Linked DNA regions of Homo sapiens: all the other regions are linked to region 2. Evidence: read pairs that join two places in POLR2A ChIA-PET (ENCODE). Cell type or tissue: Caco-2. All regions are shown on one strand. Each heading gives the region's core, and the rest is flanking DNA. Links, peaks and the distances in the headings are about the cores only. Region 1 holds the start of LOC105378250 (a long non-coding RNA gene). Region 2 overlaps CBX5 (chromobox 5). Region 3 has its middle 4.3 kb from the start of HOXC10.

Region 1 (6,090 bases), core at 2,419-4,918, 520 kb before region 2:
GGGATTCTTCTGTAAGCCACAGTGTCACCAGGAGCCGTGATTAGCCGAGCTGCTAGCTGTGTAATTGGCATGTGCCGGCGTCCCGGGGGTCTGGTATGTTAACAGCGGGTCCCTGTGGTGAGTAACGAGATTGTGCCTACGGCTGGTTGCACACGCTAATTAATTAGTGCTCCTCTGGTGTTGAGGAATGAGGAGGAGCTGGGGGAGTTTGTGATGAGGGTGTCTCAAAGCCTAAGAGGCCAGCTCTGCAGAGCCCAGAGGTCACCTAAAGTCCTGTTGGAATGGGAGCATTCAAGCTGCAGTCCAGGATTAAGGGTGACAGTGAAGGTCAGAGATCTAGGGGCCCCGGCCGAAGACAGGGTGTGTGTGGGATACAGCCTCTTGGTTGTGGGTGTCCTGTGTCCTGGGCTGGGCTGGATAGAGGCAGAGGGAAGGGAGGACACCCCCGACTCCCGTGCAGCTTAGGGAGGTCTCCAGGCCCAGGGCCTATCTCACAGCATCCTTTCCCCAGGTGGCCCAGAAAGGAAGGGAGTAGAAGGGGAAGGAGGCATGTCAGATGCCTCCAGCCTCATTCCTGTCCCCTCTGCCTGCCCTCTCCTCACTCAGGCCAGCTTCTGTCAGCCATTGCATACTCATTACATGCTCACTGCGTGGACAGAGCTCCAAAGGGCTTTGGGGCTCCTCTCACCTTAACAATCACTGCTTTCCCCTTGCTGCCCATGCAGGCACCCAGGCTTCTTAGCCGCTGGGTTAACTTTGGGGTCCAGAAGCCTATTCTGAAACCGGGGGTCTGGAACCCAGATATTTGAGGAAAATACCGTGGAAAGCCTGAAGAAGTGGCAGTAGGGGAGAAGGTTGGGAGAGAACCCCACAGCCTCCCAGTACAGTACGGTCACTTAGAGCAGCAAGAAGGCTGAAGGTGAGAGGGGAAGGAAGGACTCCCAGTGAGCAAACAGACTCTACCTCGTGTTTTCTGAGGCAGAAAACCTAGGCCTGATGTCGAGAGGGGTCAGGATGAAATGGGACCCCGAGCAGGAGATCCCCTCCGCCTGAGTTTTGGGATTCAGCGAGGTGTGGCGGGGGAAGGGGAGACAAAATAGAGAAAACAGGCAGCAAATGAGATGAGACTGCGGCGGGGAATCTTTGGCTTCCATGTGGAGGCGCGAGTCCCGTTCCCGCACACGGTAATTGCTAAATTACCCGCCATCTGCTCCGCTCTCAGACATAAATTACCTGCGAGGAGGAAAGACGCAGAGGCTGCGCACTTTCCTTCCTCTCCCCCAGACCCGCGCAAGGCGCTGAGGGGGTCCTCCCTCCGGCAAAGGCGGAGGGACGGCCTGACAGGAACAGTGTGCACTTGCCTCTGTCCTCCCCCGAGGGACAGTGGCCTGGGGTGACCGAGAAACCTGGCCCTCCCAAGGTCCCCGGGCTGCCAAGGAGGACCCTTCGGCCTTAGGGCGGAGCCTCCCCCGCCGCTCAGGGGAGGTGGAGCTCGTTGTGGTGGGCGGGGCTTTCTCCAGGTGGGACCCATCGCCTAGGCAGGTTTCCCCGGCCACCCTCTTCCTTCTCCCCCACTCCCTGGCGCCCACCACTCTGCTGGTGGGGAGGTGTCCCCAGCTCTCGTTGACTCCCCTCCCAGTATCCCAGAAAGAAGAGAGGAGAGCAGGCAGAGGGCAGGAGGAGAGAGAAAAGGGTCACACCCCCTTCCTTTCATTCTGCTCTGAACTTTGTCCCTCCCCCGCTAGATTCTGAAGGGTGAGCGAGGTGTGAAAGCAGATGTAGGAGAGATGACTTGAAATGGGGCACAGTGTAGGGTGCAGCCGGTTAGAGCGAGGGAGGGAATGGGAAAGCTATGCCCACTGCCAGGCGGGGTTCTTTGGGGAGATGGGCAGGCAGCCTGGGTAGGGTGGAAAGTGGTCAGGCTGGGGAAGTGAGCAGAGTGGGAGGTGGGCAGGAAGAGGGGGTCGGAGGGATGGAGGCGGGGCAGGATGGGAGGTGGGAGAAGCGGGATGAAGACTCAGAAACGAGCAGGTAGTGAGTCGTCTGGGTGATGAGCTAGAGGAGGATCAGAGTCGGAGAGAGGGGAGACAGCAAGACGTTTAGAAGCAGTTCAGGCCCTGGAAGGAATGCAGGGAGCAAAGGCTATGGCAGGGAAGGCAAGGGTGTTTGTGGGTCCTTGCAGGGTCCCAGGAAGGTGAGGGTGAGAGCCCCAGAGCCACTTCTTGCTCTGTGGCCGAGGCCTGACTTCGGAGGGGAGCCGAGGAGGCCACCTATGCAGCAGGGATGGGCGCCAGCCCTCCTTCTCCAACCCCAGGCACCTGCAGGGGTGTGCCCATCAGGGTGGGAGACGGAGTAAGCCGAGTCCCAGCTCTGAGCGCAGAAGCTAGTGGGGTTTCTTCGGAGCGATTGTTTAGTATTCATGGGGCGACGCAATCTCTCCCACATCTGCTTAGCACAGCAAGTCCTGTCATATAACTGTCTCCCGCACTGTCTGTCCATAAAGAATGTCTCGGAATTGGTGTAATTCAGAGAAATTAATGACGACTTTCCGCGGGACGGCTCCCTGGGGGATGATTAACACTTCATCGTCCATCTGATGCGCGGGGCCCAGCACTCCATCGCGAACATTTGGGCCGTGGCCAGCCGCATTAAAGGTTATTACGGAAAACGCGACCTGCAAACGGGCGAGAGGCATGATGGACCAGGAGGGGCGGGGGCCGAGGGCGAGGGCGGGGGCGGGGGCCGAGGGCGAGGGCGGGGGCGGGGGAGTCAGATCGGAGCTGCCCAAGTCCGAGATTAAGTTTCCCGAAGTTTGCGCACCTGTGGGGTCTGAGGCTGAAGGAGACTGGGTTTCTGCTTCAGTGACGGCAGGACAGGGAGGGTGTTGGGGAGCCGCTCTCCCTCCACCTCCACTGCAGGGGCTAGGGAAGGGAATGGGGACCCTTTTCATGGGTGGGCACATTGCTGTTGGAGGTTTTCCCTGCCTTTTACTCCTCACAGCATTACTGGGTTTTATTAACCTCACCTTACAGGTGATGAAACTGAGGCTCAGAGAGGTTATGTAATGTTCCCAAGGTAACACAGCTTGTTGAGACGGAGGCAGTATTTGAACTCAGGTCCTTGTCTCATGAGCTCTTGCTCTTTCCACTACACTAGGGGGCAGAAGTTCTTATGCTTTTATGTGTCTACCTCAGCTTCCTGCACATAGGTGGCAGGTGTTCGAAAACGTCTGTTGCATGAATGAATGAGTTACCTTTGCAGGCTCCATTTCCGTGATCTGGACCAGAGGTCCAGAGATCTGGAGGCAGGGAAGAGGATATGGTAAAGAAGTTCTAGTTTGGGCTAAGAAACTCAAAATAGGTTTCCTGTGAGTTTACATGCATTCTGCTGGACATTCTAAATCTCTAGAATCTAGAAGCCTGGGTTCTTGATCCTTAGTCAGTAGAAAGGAATAGCAGAGGATGTGCGCATGAGTGTGAACAAGTGTGTTTGATGAGTGAGTATGTGTAAGTTTGCATGTGATGTGTGTCTGTAAATGTGGGTGAGTTTATGAGTATGTGTATGTTGCATGTATGTGAGAGTGTTTGTGATGAGGGTGTGTGTGCATATGCTTGTATTTTGAGGTTATGTGTGTCCATGTATGATGCATGTATGAGTATGCACCTGTGTATCTGCATGTGTGCAGGCGAACGTGTGCATATGTGTATGTGTGCATGTGGTGTGCCTTGGGGGAGCTGGAAGACTCAGGTGAAGATATCTTTGATTTATGCAAATCTCTAGCAGGTTCCAGCATGTGGTATGTGGTGATGCTGAGGTGGGAGGCCAGGAGAGGAAGGCTGTTCCTACTTGGTTGGGGAGCCTGAGAAGTGTGTGCTTTTGCCCTTCCAGGCACAGGGGGACAGCATCAGGGTCCGGGGTCTGAGATGGAGACTAGGATCTGAGGCCTTCAATCAGGGTTTGAATTGGAAGTGCTCAGAGGCTCTGGTCTGACCTGGGAGGGTGATAAAGAGGTGGGGTCAGGACGGGAGGCTGCCTAGTCTGTGAAGAATTCAGGCCTACTCACTTCTCTCCTCTGCCACCCACTCCACAGGTTTTGACCATTAGCTTCTAACCAACCTGCACTTCCTAACTCTAGATTCACCCTACTCCACTTCAGGGTGGTAGAATTACCAGAAGTCTTTTTTTTTTTTTTTTTTTTTTGAGATGGAGTCTCGCTCTGTCACCCGGGCTGGAGAGCAGTGGTGCTATCTCGGCTCATTGCAAGCTCTGCCTCCCAGATTCAAGCAATTCTTCTGCCTCAGCCTCCTGAATAGCTGGGACTACAGGCGCCCACCACCACGCCAGGATAATTTTTTGTATTTTTAGTAGAGACGGGGTTTCACCGTGTTAGCCATGATGGTCTGGATTTCCTGACCTCGTGATCTGCCTGCGTTGGCCTCCCAAAGTGCTGGGATTACAGGCGTGAGCCACTGCGCCCGGCCCCCAGAAGTCTTTATGTGCAACCTTCTAACTAGGAGGACCATAACCACAGTCAAAACTTCTCTCTGTCTCATTGGCACTATTCAGAGGTCCAAAACAGTTTCCTGGTCTCTTGGACGCCATTGGTATATATTACTTCTTTCTTTCTTTCTTTTTCTTTTTCTTTCTTTTTTTTTTTTTGACACAGAGTCTCACTCTGTTGCCCAGGCTGGAGTGCAGTGGCACCATCTTGGCTCACTGCAACCTCTGCCTCCCGGGTTCAAGCGATTCTCCTGCCTCAGCCTCCTGAGTAGTTGGGATTACAGGCACACGCCACCATGCCCGGTTAATTTTTGTATTTCTAGTAGAGATGGGGTTTCACCATGTTGGTCAGGCTGGTCGGTCTCAAATTCCTGACCTCATAATCTGCCTGCCTCGGCCTCCCAAAGTGCTGGGATTACAGGTGTGAGCCACCGTGCCTGGCCGGCCACTAGTATATATTCTTAATGCACTTCACACAAGCTGAGGTTTTCAGGCCACTTGTGTTGGGAAGTTCTTCCTTGAGTCTAACTTCAGATCCTCTTTGTCATGTTTGATGCCCAATAGGCCCAGGCTAAGTTCGTGAAACTGGGGCCTTGCACCTCCATCCCTCCACCACAGAAATGGAATAATTTCTTCTGGATGGAGGAGTGTGTCTGGAGTATAGGGACACTGAGAGAAGGAGGACTAAAGCCTGGCAGGTCACAGATGAGTCAGATCATTCTTTGGGAGGAGGGCAGTCATCAACAGGACAGTCTCAGAAAAGGGAGGTCAGAGAGCATCAGTTTCAGCCTGTACAGACAGCAGCCAGAGTCCTCAGAGGGGGGAAGATTTACCCAGTGTCCCCTGTTATGCAGTAGCTGCTTCTGAAAAACCCAGGCCCCTGACTCCTGGTCTAGGAGTCCTTCTTGTGCCCTGTTTGGAGGATCCTATATTCTGTTCTTATTCTCCTGGCTATGTGGGGGTCGGGGAGAGGGAGGATATTCAGCTAGGCCCAGGTGCTGCCCAGCTGTGCCAGCTGGGTCTTGAGGCCTCATTGCCTCACATGCACCATGCCTGTTCCTTCAACTCCCCATTCTCCCGCTGCAGGGTGGTGTGGTCTCTAAGCTCCACCTGAGCAGCCATCCACGTATTTAGTCGTCCCCTGACCCCAAATAGTTTCATACATATAGTCTGTCTTCAGCCTGAACTATCTCTCTCCTTTTTCCAGACCAGCCTCTCAGCATTTTACAAGATTGTCCCATACTGTCCTCCTCTAGGAAGCCCTCCTTGACTGATCCTCCTGGTTCCGGATCCCAAATGTTTCCTTTCGAAACCACTGCCAAGGTGCTTGCAGGCCTCTTCCTGTTATCTTGCCTGTTCCCCACATACTGGCACCTCCCTGTGAGCAGGGCTGTTTTTCTTCTCTCTAGGGATCTGCCTTCTTTCTTCTTTCCTGTCTTCCAGGACCCTCTTCCCGCACCAGGAGAATCAGTGCTGCAGGGGAGATTGACTGAACCCTTCCCTGTTTAATGTTTTCTGGGAATGGCAGGGATAACGGAGTCCCGTTGGGTCTCATGGTCTCATACTGAGGAGGAGGAGGTGGCGCAGACC
Region 2 (6,090 bases), core at 1,559-4,058:
CCTAGACTGCAGGAGCTGTGCCATCCAATATGGTAACCACTAGCCACATGTGCCTATTTGAAATGCAGCTAGTTTGAATGGAGATGCACTATAAAGTATAAAATACATCCCAGATTTTCAAGTCTTAGCACACACACACACACAAATTTCATTAATAACTTTTGTACTGATTAACGCTGAAATAGTATTTTTCACGTATTAGGTTAAATAAAATATTATTAAAATTAATTTCACAGCCAGGCACGGTGGCTCACGGCTGTAATCCCAGCACTTTGGGAGGCCAAGGCAGGTGGCTCACTTGAGCCTGGAAGTTCGAGACCAGCCTGAGTAACATGACAAAACCCTGCCTCTACTAAAAACACAGTCACCCAGGCTGGAGTGCAGTGGCGCAATCTTGGCTCACTGCAACCTCCGCCTCCTAGGTTCAAGTGATTCTCCTACCTCAGCCTCTGGAGTAGCTGGGATTACAGGGACCTGCCACCACACTTAATTTTTTTATTTTTAGTAGATGGAGTTTCACCATGTTGGCCAGGCTGGTCTCAAACTCCTGACCTCAGGTGATCCACCCGCCTCAGCCTCCCAAAGTGCTGAGATTAGAGTGCAAGCCACCACGCCTGGCCTTATAAGCACTACTGCTTATCCTTATTTCACTGAGGAGATAAAATGATTAAGGAAATTAGCCAAGGCCATCCAGTTTGTATCATAAGTGGTGGAGTTAGAATCTAGACCCAAGCAATCTGACTCTCGAGTCTGTGCTCCTAACCAATTCATTATACTGCCTTTCAAAAGCAGTATCATTAGAACGTAAGCTCCACAAGCGGAGAGATTTTGTTTTCTTTACTGCTGTGTCTTCTAACTCTTAGGAAGAGTGCAGGAGGGGGAAGAAAAAGACAAAAATGCTTGTGATTCCTAAGGAAGTAAACCAAAGGTATCTATCTCTACAGAGTCCCAACGCCTGGGGGAAAAAAGGAACTTACTCAGAAAAGCCTTTCCACTTCAGTAGATATTCCACTTGTCCCTTAACCACGCGCCTGTCTAGCACCTTCTCCACAACATACTCCTCCTCATCCTCTGAAGAAGAACTGTCAGCTGTCCGCTTGGTTTTCTTTCCCATGTCGCACACCGTTCCACCTGAAAGACTAAGGCCACCAGGTCCCTGCAAAGGCAAAGGACAAAATGGTTAGAATCCATGTGAGGAGTTAAAAACTTTGTCTTTTCTTGATGGGATGAAAAGGGGATAACACTGAGTTGCCATGTGCCCTGCTCTTGAGTCTCAAATCATTCTACAGATGAGTCCTAAGAGTTTAATTTAAAAATGAATCAGTCTTCACTTCCTCAACTACAACCTCCTCTTCGGCTAAAGAGACCAAAATTATTAGAAGGCACAACTGTTTAACTCTTCTATTTCAGATTCCAAAAGACAAGTAGTGTGGTATGTTATTCCTGGCTATGTTTGTAACTGTTTACAAGCCAGGAACTCAAACAGAAATGTGCAAAATCTTTAGTTAAATGAACCAAGATAAAATTAAAACCTTTTTCTCCAAGGTGAATAAGCGTCTTTATAAAAATGAAAAAAGAAAAGCCACTAAAATATGAGTTTTCTGTGCTCTGAGCATCTTGCCCAGTCTCTTAGCAGCACACAAAAAAGGCTTGCTTAGGCACCTTTCACCACATTTTCAGTGACTTGGTACATTTCCCTTAAACAAATTGAGCTTGTCCCTTCAGAGCATCCATCAGCTCACAAAAGCAAGGCTGACATCTCAAACACACTAATCTTCCTTTTTAGAAAGCTAATTTGGGGATGGGAGGGAGGCAGAAAGGAGAAAAAATTTTTCAGTCCTAAAATTCAAAATTAGTCACTAGATTATTCAGTAATTCCCAAGATGCAACTAACCCAAATAGTTAAGAAGGTACCTCTCCCTCTTAACTGAAGTTGACTCAGGGCCAAAGGAAGAGGAGGAGGAAAAAGAAGTCTGGCCCCAGACTCAGCATCAACATGAAGCCTCCTCAAAATACAGAGGAACCATTCATAGGCCCAAGGAAAGCTGAAGCAAGGAAACACAAATGGAAATTGAGTTAAGCTCAGAAATATGCACACCAGGGGGTACTCAACAGAGAATCTAGTTTTAAAAATTCCCATGTTGTTGTTCCATAATCATTTTTAAGAATTCTTCCTTAACCATGCTAAATGGTGCCTACAGTCTGGATTACAGAGTAGCAGAAATTGTTTTCTTAGCTGAACTCCATTATTATTTTCCTGTAATCTTTAAAGATGTTTATCAGCACCCTCTAAATATTTCCACCCTGACCAGAAAACCACTGGGTCAGGGAGGGCCCACTACTAACCTCAGAATGATGTTCAAGTCACATAAAAAGTGGCAATTATCAATTCACTTCAAATTAGCAAAATTTTAAAAATTATTACAAGAATATATAGTTGGAGACCATATCTCCAGAACTTATTAGCTATAGGTCTGCCCACCTAAAAAACTGCCTATACCCATTACTGCCCTATAAGACTAAGTTTTTATTAAAATACTCTATTTGGAAGAGGAAGTAGTAGCAAAATGTAGGTGCGGGGGGGTTAAAATAATTTTTCCATGAATTTAGAAGAGTCCTAAGCTTCAAGAAAATATCTTATGTGCTTTATTTAAAATAAAACAGCCTCCAACCTCACCAGAGACAGGAAATGTCATATTCCAGGGAGAGTACCCCACCCCCACCACCACTCACCTTGGAATTTCCGGGAGCTGAGCAGTTTAGGTCAGAGCGCTGGGGTTAAAACCAGCCCCATGTTAGATGCATGCAGTTAAGCATTGTGGCTATGGCCTCCCCTGCCTCACCAGGAAAAACAAGGATTTACATGTGTTCTTCATTTTGAGGGAGAGACAAGGAAAATCTCCCTTTATACCTTCATGCAGAAGAGGAGCCCCAAAGGTAGAAAATGAATGGGGGTTCCCTCCTTTACCTACCGGATCGCCCCAGTTCTTTCTTTCCCTCTGGGCTAACAGGAGGGGCCTCCCCTCCCAGGTCTGGGTCTTGGCGGGCTGGCAGCTCCCCTGCCCCCACCCAGCTGCCTGGGCGCCACTGCGCAGCTGTCCCAGTCCGTTGCCATAGCAACTGGCAGCAGTACTACACTAAGGGGGAGAAGCAAATGGAAAAGTTAAAAGGCTTAACTTTCCTTTTCAGTGAAGACTGGGTGGAGAAATTGGAAGGTACCTCTCTTGGCCTCAAGGCTAAGGCATTCAGAGCTTAAGGGAATTACTTCTTAGGTTTTAAATCCAGTATTTATGCTTATTCCTCTAACAGCACTGTGAATTAATCAATAACATTTTAAGATCATCTAACAAGATTACAGCTCAACTGAAGGGGGAGGGGAAAGGCTCGATCCTTCTACAACACGATCAGTACAAACCACCCATCACTTAATCCAGCCCACCAGAGCACTTTGGGCAATCCCATTTTACCGTCTGTCACAGAACAGTTAATTAAAATTGCTTGAGGGGAAAAATAACAGGAAACAGGGGAGGGGAAGTATTTTAAAGACACTATATAACTTTCCTTCTTTGGGGGGATTACTAGAGACAAAATCCAAAGACATGAAGCACTACCAAAACAACAACCAAAAAAAAAAAAAAAAAAAACCCCTTTTAACTAAAATTAGAGGTGGAGGGCCAGGTGCAGTGGCTCATGCCTGTAATCCCAGAACTTTGGGAGGCCGGGACGGGGCAATCATTTGAGGTCACGTGCTCAAGACTAGCCTGACCAACGTGGTGAAACCCCGTCTCTACTAAAAATACAAAAAAATTAGCCAGGTGTGGTGGCAGGCGCATATAGTCCCAGCTCCTCAGGGGGCTGAGGGAGGAGAAATCGCTTGAACCCAGGAGGCAGAGGTTGCAGTGAGCCTAGATCGCACCACTGCACTCCAGCCTGGGCGACAAGAGTGAGACTGTCTCGAAAAAATAAAACAAAATGAATTTAGGTGGAAAAAAATTCCTAAGAAGCTTAAAAAAAAAAAAGAGGAGAGCAGTTCTGCCACAACCTAATGGTTGATAAATTTAAACCACTTATAGGTTGCTCTATAATGTTATAAAACAGATTTTTAAATAATTATTCATCACCTGATACATTATTAATATACAACTCTCTGTATCAGTATGTCTCAATACTTGAGAAAAGGAGTACTAGGATAAATAAAAAAGATATATAGAGACTTGAAATACTGTAAGTTTTCCATTCTTCTGGCTCTAAAGAACATTTTAGAGAGCTCCAAAACTCTACTCTGCTTTATAGATGTGGGAACTTTAAAGCCAGAAGTGGCTGCCATAGGAGAGTAAGAAAAAGGGACAATCAAAAGCAAAGAACTCAGTTGAGCCAGGAACAGTGGCTCACACCTGTAATCCCAGCACTTTGGGAAGCCGAGGCAGGTGGATTACCTGAGGTCAGGAGTTCGAGACCAGCCTGACCAACATGGTGACGCCCCATCTCTACTAAAAATGCAAAAATTAGCCAGACATAGTAGCACTTGCCTGTAATCCCAGCTACTTGGGAGGCTAAGGCAGGAGAATCGCTTGAACCTGGGAGGCAGAGGTTGCAGTGAGCCGAGACTGCGCCACTGCACTCCAGCCTGAGCAACAAGAGCGAAACCGTCTCAAAAAAAAAAAAAAAAGAACTCAGTTGAGAAGAAGCACAATGGTGACTATTACGACTGTCAAACAGAAGAAACCATAGGGTGTAAGACCAAAGTAGAAATTTTTTTCTTTTTTCTTTTTTTTTTTTGAGACGGAGTCTCGCTCTGTCACCAGGCTAGAGTGCTGTGGCGCCATCTCGGCTTACTGCAACCTCCAACTCCCTGGTTCAAGGGATTCTCCTGCCTCAGCCTCCCAAGTAGCTGGGATTACAGGCATGTGCCACCACGCCCAGCTAATTTTTGTATTTTTAGCAGAGATGGGGTTTCATCATGTTGGCCAGGATGGTCTCGATTTCCTCATCTTGTGATCCGCCCACCTGGGCCTCCCAAAGTGCTGGGATTACAGGCATGAGACACTGCACCCGGCCAGAAATTTTTTAATTACAAAAGATTTCCTCAGATTTGAATGGACCATCAGCAAACCTCCAATTAAAAACGGCATTTTTCAACTCTTACCTTTTAACTTTTCATAATTAAGGGATATAAAAACAATAACAAACATTTAAATAGGATCCTGACTCTGATTAACTTGCCATGTGTTATCCTGAGTAAATAAATTTTCCATCTAACCCCGGCATCATTTAAACGGGCTAAATAAATCTGTACTACCTGCCCTACGTACCTCCGAGGGAAAAAGTGAGTTTATGTTGAAACCAAAGATCTATTAAGTCCCCCAAAAAGAACCTTCTGTAAAAATATGTCAGGGCTGAATACAACAGCAGAAGAAAATATGTGACCTTCCAAATTCCTAAGCTAGTAAACCATATCACATGCAGTAACTCCTGCAGCTCAACACATTAGTAGATAGCAAGAAAAAGAGGAACAGTGTCTTTGTTAACTAGGCACTGGAAAACGAATAAACCTTCAGAGAACAGGGTAGGTACGTTCTCTCTCAAGGGCAAAATACTTATTCCTTAAAACTCAGACAAACTTTAAAGATGGCAGAATGAAAAGACTAATAGTAACTCTGTGAAGGAATAAGGAACAGGAGAGAATGACAGCAATACTAACATTTTGGTGAAACCTTTCAGAGAAAGAAAAGTGAATTTAATGAGGAAAGAGACAAAAATATTCTGGTGTCCACCCCTCCCCACAAAACATCAGAAAATAAAGATTGAGTTCAATTCCCTCCTTTCCACCCTTAAGAACTGCCTAAAGGGCACATGGGCCGAGGTCCTTTTCTTTTTGGGAAATGGGTTTTGTAACCACTGACAAATCGAATTGGGCCTGATGCCAGGAGTCAGAGTACAACCATAATATTCTTTAAAGGATGGCATGCAATTGTCTTGTAAATCTCCTAGACAGTCACAGATCAGAAGCTGGCAAGGATGACGACATAGTTCTGATGGAATGTGTCTTATCTTAACCTTGAAGTTACAGATCTGCTCAGGAGCAGCAGT
Region 3 (6,002 bases), core at 110-2,609, 280 kb before region 2:
TTAGCCTCCAAATGCCTGATTTTGGAGAAAAATATTTAAAACCCGCAGGTAACACTTTCTCTGCAATGTGGAGCCCAGAAATGTCCTCAGCTCCAAAAGAGAGTTCTGGTGGATGAGAGGAGAAGGTCATCATGAAAGAAAAACAAAGGCTTCTGTGACCCAAGCCAGGAATCTGCCAGTCCTTGGTGACCCTCTAAAAAGGAGGAAAAAGGGTTTTTTGGCCCCCAAACAAACCCACCTTCCGTCTCCCAAGGTGTCCAACCCCCCTTGCAGGTCAGGGGCACTCTGGGCTCAACCTCTTGGGGTAATCCCCTCTAGCCGCAGCACTGCCCGGGAACAAAAGATCCTCGTCTAGACGCTGCCATAAAGCACCCCCTCACGTTTCTAAACCCAGTTTCATTTCGACCTTAACGACCCAGTCTGGCCTGTATTAGAAACCACTTCCGCCCTAAATAGTAAACAAACCTGTAGTGGAGGGTCTTGGCTCTCCCAACACACTCAGACCCCCACCTCCTCAGCCCGTTGCCCCACATTTTTCCTCTTTTCTCCAGCCTTTCTCAGCTCCCAGCACCCCAGCCCCTTTCCTCCCCGCCGCGCCCACCCCACCCCCCCGCCCCAGTAAATAAACCTGAGGCCGAGTTCAAAGTTTCCCGGAGCTAAGGAGGAATGCTGGTTGTAAAAATCCAAGTTTATAGTGCACGTGGGAGTTTACAAGGGTATTAAGTGGTGTGGGCTGAGAGAGCACTCTGGGCCCCTCCCCCTTCCACCATGGGCTTTGGGGTGCAGGAGGAATCAAGGGCACTCGAAATGAGAAATGGGTTTAGGAGTAGCCTTGAGTTTGGGGTTTCTTTGTCACTTAGACTCTTAGGTGGCTGAGGAATGGCGATGCAAGGGCCCCTTGTAAGAAGACTCGAAACCCCTGCCAAGCACCTCTGAGAGAAAACTCCCTGGCTCTAGTTGTCCCAGATGGAAAGATTGGGGAGCCCTGTTCTGGGGGAGCAAAAGGTGCAAACCAGGTGTCTGAAAGGTGAACAGAGTTGGGAATACCTAGAGCCAGTTCTCAACCAGAAGGGGAGAAACTACCTTGGGCTAATTTCTCGAGTGGGCTGAGAGCAGAAAGGGCTCTTCTCTTAAGAGTAAAGAAGAACTTTGAACTTCAAGGGAGTCAAGGGCACCACCCCTTCGCTTTCCCCGCCTCTCTCAGGAATCCGTAGGGCAATTGTTTCTGGGCCAGTATTCCCTGAAGGGGGGAGCTACTGGGGTTTTCTGGTGCCCCAGGGTTGGATAATGCTGTTTGCTAACCCCTCCCTACTGAGAGCCCGCCAGAACCAGTGCACGCGACTGCACTCTTTATTATTCATATAAACCTTTGGAAAAGGCAACGCCCAGGAAGTTTTTATAACTTTGTTTGGCATAAAAATTTTACAAGATTCCCCATCCCTTAAAAAAAAAAAAGTAAGTTTTGGTCTTGCCATAGGATGAAATCACAGGTCTTTGAAAGGCAGGGGAGAGAGGGGCTCTGAGGGGTGGCAGTGCAGGGAAGGGAGTGTATGGAGCTGCCTTTCTCTGTCTAAGGCAAAAAGGCTTGAAGATCTGAGTCAATCCTTCCTAAAGCCCATCTTGGACTCAGCTTTGGAGCCTCTTTGGACAGAGTCCTGTCCACTCTGCTCTTGCACCTTTACAAACTCTAAAAGTTTGGACAATATCAGCATGACAAGACCTTCCCCCATCACACCCTCTTGTTCTCCTGTAGGCACTACTCTCTCTCTCTCCCTCTCTCTCCACACACACACACACACACACACACACACACACACACACACACACATCTCTCTGCACCGCACCCCTCCAACCCACTGCACAAAGCAAAGACCCATAACCTTGACTCAGACTGCTGATTTGGGAGGGTCTCTGCACACATAGCCCTGCCTTCCTGCCTGCCGCCTGTGAAGTCGACAATGGGTTTGAAGAAAGAATCCAAAATACCAGGAAACTCCTGCCCAGAGGTTGCAGTGGTTGCAGGACCAAAGGAGACAGAGGGCCCAGCAGGGCTGCAGTCCAGGAGCAGAGAACAAAGGCGGCCATGTGGGAGATGGCCTTGCCCACGGATGACCCCTGGACCTGCCCCTCAACCTGGGACTGACAAAATCCCACTCGCTCATTTCCCCTGACTCCAGCCTTGGGAGCACCAACTGGGCTCAACTTTGGGCCATTTTAATGTTTCAGCTCCGGAGGTCAGGACAAAGATGGGACAGACTTCTCCAAAGGTAGGCCTGGTAGACAAGCCTCCTTTGGGGTGATGGAAGTGAAAATACATGACCCCTGAATCCTAGCACTTCAAGAAGCCATCAGCACTAGTGTGGATGTGCCCCAGAATCCTATTTTTCCTCCCTCTAATGGCGACTGCTGGGGCCTGGCTGCTGATGACTGGCAGCCCTACACTTCGCCTTGTGAGGAGGAGCTGAGCTAAGGCTGTAGGCGGGAGAAGGTCAACTCCAAGCCTTAGCAGCTGGGCTAGGGAGGCATGCGACTGAGCCTGGTGCTGTCCCCCTCACTAAGCCCAGCACACCAGAGAAAAATAAGAAAGGCTAGGAAAGAAAGTCAGGGGGAAGGAAATAATTGGAGAGAGAAAAGAGCAAAGAATTAATTGTATAATAAAGAAAGAAGGAAACAAGGAAATGGGAGAAATAAGGAAGACAAGAAAGAGAAAGGATTGGAAAAAGTAGGAAAAAATAAATTACAGGAAGAAAAAAGAAAAAGAAAAACAGAAAGAAGCAAATAAAGAGAAAAGAGAAGGATGAAACAAGAAGGAAAGAAAGAAGAGAAGAAAAAAAAAGAAAAATAAGAAAGGAAAGGAAGGCAAACAGAGATCTTTGAAAAGGAACTTAACCGGTAAGAAAGGTTCGGTGTTTTTCTCCGGAGCAAGCCAGCCTAACCACAGCCCCGACTCTAGCTAGAAACCTGACTTACTGGGGGCAACTTAGAAGCAAACCACTAAAGTGGGGGGCAGGGCCTGCCCCTAAGACATCCTCCCACCCTCCTCCCAAAGCTTCTCTCCGAGGTGTCTTCGGTCTGGTTTCAATTCAGGGGACAAAATTAAATAACTGGCCAGCTTCGGCAGGGCCAGGAAGCAGTCAGACTGGCGCGGGTTATTAGAATTCGGGATTCGGAGATCTTAGACAGCACTTTGGGTAAAAGTGAATATCTGTGGCTGTGTACACATATTTAAGTGCAAGTTAGACACGTGTATAGATGCTGAACTCCGTAGCATCTGTGTGCAAGTGTGTGCAATGTCAAGACGTGAGAGATTCTGCTGGCCGAGCTGCCTGGGGGGCTGTGAGGTCCACAGTAGACCAGAGGCCCTGCTAAGTGTCCTCAGCCTCCTACCTCCCTCTAGTACCTGTTTGAAAATCTTTTTCTTTTCTGGGTCTCTGGGCATTCCGAATTTTGCCTGGAATTTCCCTGCTCCCAATTCAGCTGGGGCAGAGCCTGGTGCTAGTGAAGAAGAAAAGCGAATCTTTTCTTCAAGTTTTGGGAAGGGAAGGATTTATCTCGGCCTCCAAAGCAAGAGGAAAAAACCTGCAATCTCTGGTGTGATTCTGTTTCCTCTTTGCTTAAAAAGATTTCAATACACACACTTTATTTTTATTTTATTATTTAACCCAAAAGGGAAAGACATTCTTCCTTTTTCACTTCATCTTCAGAATTTCCCAGTTGACTTTCTTAACCTGTTGGGGAAACTCCAATTTTTTGCTGGAGAAACCAGGGTGCTTCTGGGGTGTGTTGAGGGCTACAGCCAAGAAAGCAACAAAGGTCCTTTTTTGTTCATTGAGCATATTTTCCTTCTTCTGCTTTCACGTGGGGACCCCTAGCGCCCCAGCCCTTGGGCTGCCCTGTGGAACCCGCTGGATCCTCCCAGAGTATTCACAGAGCTCCTGAACCCTCCTCCTCTGCATTGCTCACAGCCCCACAGACAGAAGGAGGCCCAGCCCCGTCCTTGTTGCCTTTCCAGGATCTGGGTACCCGGGAAGGGAGAAAGGGGCCAGGGCATTGGCCCTGGGTGGGATTTGTCAGGTCGTATGCACAGCTTGAGCCCCACTGTGGCTTGCAGCCCCTGGATTTTCATGTTCCCAAGTTGAGGTAAGAGGGGGGAGCCCCAGACGTAGGCATAGGCATAGGTGTCTCAGCGCCCTCGGAAAGTTGGGGAAATGGATTAATAAAAGTCCATATGTGGGTGATTCTAGCAACACAGGCCTCCCCTGGATCCTAATCCAGTTGCCAAGGGCACAGGCTGAAGGATCTTGGCCCTGTGGGGCAGGGCGGTGGGTGCCTGGCAGTGGCGGCAGGCGGGGTCGCTGTGGCGGCCCGCATGCCTTTGAACGCCAGGCCCGGACAATAGGACCGAAACAGCCTTTGCTCGTGGCCTCGGGAAAGACCGAGCCCAAGGGGGCAGGGCTGGGACCCAGGCCCGCACAAATGCTCCCTTCGCCAGGATAAAACACTCACTTTTTCCTTCCTTTTACCTCCACTGAAGCAGAATCTCAAAGTCTGTGAAAACCCAACAAGTTATTCAGGTCTGCGTCCGAGCGGGCTCTAGTTTAGCAGCACCGGGTTTTCGTTTATCTTGCGTAATTAGAGGCAAACATTTGTCCCACCGGGGGTCCCACTTAGGCTGATGAATTTGATTTCTTTTTTCATTAATCGGCCGTGTTTATCATACTTCTAATTATTTCAACTTTAAACACTATTCTGTCTTGTGAGGAGGTGGGAGTCGAGGCGGGAGGCTCCTCCCTGGAGTATTATTTTCATTAATGATGGCGATAATTCCGAAGCGACTCTGTCCTCTCCCTTGGCTAAGGTGAGAGGTGGGCTTGGAAAGAGGTTGGGTGGTGGGACCCCTGAGGCCGATGGGTCTGCTCCCTGTCTGCTGGTTCCCCAGGCTACGCCTTGGGGCTTGTCTGAAGTTTATCTCCTTCACCCTTTCCTGCCGACTCCTTCACCCCCTCCCAGGCTGGGCTCAAACCCTTTGCGGCTCTTCCCTGGAAACCTTTCTCTGATCCCAGCCTGTCCTGGCTGGCCTGGGCAGAGGCTCGGGTAGCACTGTCCTGGCCCCCAGCTACTAACACCCAGAGAAAAAAAAAAAGAAAAGGCTGAGGTGGCCAAGGGCCACTTGGCCGTGGGGAAAAGGACCCACCAGACTCCAAAGTGGGGGGTAAGGGTAGGGAACTGGGACGCTAAATTCCTGGGAAAAGCACACCAGGCAGGAAAATAAAGGAGACGTGAAAGAGGGGGGAGGGAACCCCCAAAGCCATATAATTCTCAATTGCTTTGGTATTTAATTTCATCGTCCCATAAATGAGGAAATATCAGTTCCCATACTAAATTTTTATCCCTGGCTGATAAATATGACGGGAAATTTTCGTTGGGTCCTCGTAAAAGGGAACGGTTTCGATCAAACTGGTGGGGAAAGACTAATGCAGATAATACAAACAGAGTGGCCATAAAGTCTCGCCCGTTTCCCGCGGGATGGGCGGTGGGACAAATGGCTCCCTGGATTGACTGCTGCCCGGACTGTCCCAAGTCTGGGGCCTAAACAGCCTAACCTTGCCCTGGATAACCCCCATGCTGAGGCCACGGTGACCCTGCATATGAAAACACAAAACCATTTCAAATCTCCCCTGGCCGGTCCTGCAAGCAAATCATACACTCCACATTTCCTTCCAGTTTTCCGGAGGTTCAGGAACCCCTGCGTCTTCTCTCTCCACCCCTGGATGGGGAAATTCGGCGGATTTCTTTCTGCGGTCTTCTAGCCGCAGCGGGCTTGGGCCTCCTTAGAAACGGTCTAGCCTCCTCACTCCTCCACTCCAGGGCGCTGGGCTCCAGTCCTTTCCCCGCCAAACTCCAGCCCTTCGGAAAGTCTGAACCCTAGGCTCTGTCCAAGGAAAAATGTGGGGCGACAGGAAAGACAAGTTGTTCTCCAGATTCCGTTTCCTGAGGAAGGG

The links. ChIA-PET counts read pairs that join two places held together with the same protein. Peaks named below come from ENCODE experiments on the same cell type or tissue, not always from the same donor. Only the 100,000 strongest peaks of a DNase experiment are listed, where the experiment ranks them.
Region 1: POLR2A ChIA-PET joins it to region 2 with 5 read pairs; 3 of 35 experiments call an interaction of 5 or more read pairs at or near these places.
Region 3: POLR2A ChIA-PET joins it to region 2 with 6 read pairs; 2 of 35 experiments call an interaction of 5 or more read pairs at or near these places.

Annotation. Positions count from the first base shown.
Region 1 is chr12:53,737,235-53,743,324 of GRCh38, forward strand. LOC105378250 (a long non-coding RNA gene) reads left to right here and starts at 2,360. Exons shown (of 5, transcript NR_189099.1): 1 at 2,360-2,654. RefSeq lists an enhancer at 1,985-2,774. In Caco-2, for the core only: no CTCF peak of the experiment used is centred there; no DNase peak of the experiment used is centred there; H3K4me3 peaks cover 557 bases.
Region 2 is chr12:54,256,537-54,262,626 of GRCh38, forward strand. It overlaps CBX5 (chromobox 5), which reads right to left. Exons shown (of 5, transcript NM_012117.3): 2 at 978-1,156. The coding sequence starts at 1,114. SCAT2 (S-phase cancer associated transcript 2) reads left to right here and starts at 6,079. Exons shown (of 2, transcript NR_157844.1): 1 at 6,079-6,090. RefSeq lists enhancers at 1-588, 2,782-2,951. In Caco-2, for the core only: no CTCF peak of the experiment used is centred there; DNase peaks (open chromatin) are centred at 2,765 and 3,105; H3K4me3 peaks cover 901 bases.
Region 3 is chr12:53,977,874-53,983,875 of GRCh38, forward strand. No RefSeq gene overlaps it. Among named protein-coding and RNA genes, the nearest start is that of HOXC10, 4.3 kb to the right of the region's middle. RefSeq lists an enhancer at 1,043-1,557. In Caco-2, for the core only: no CTCF peak of the experiment used is centred there; DNase peaks (open chromatin) are centred at 668 and 1,238; H3K4me3 peaks cover 963 bases.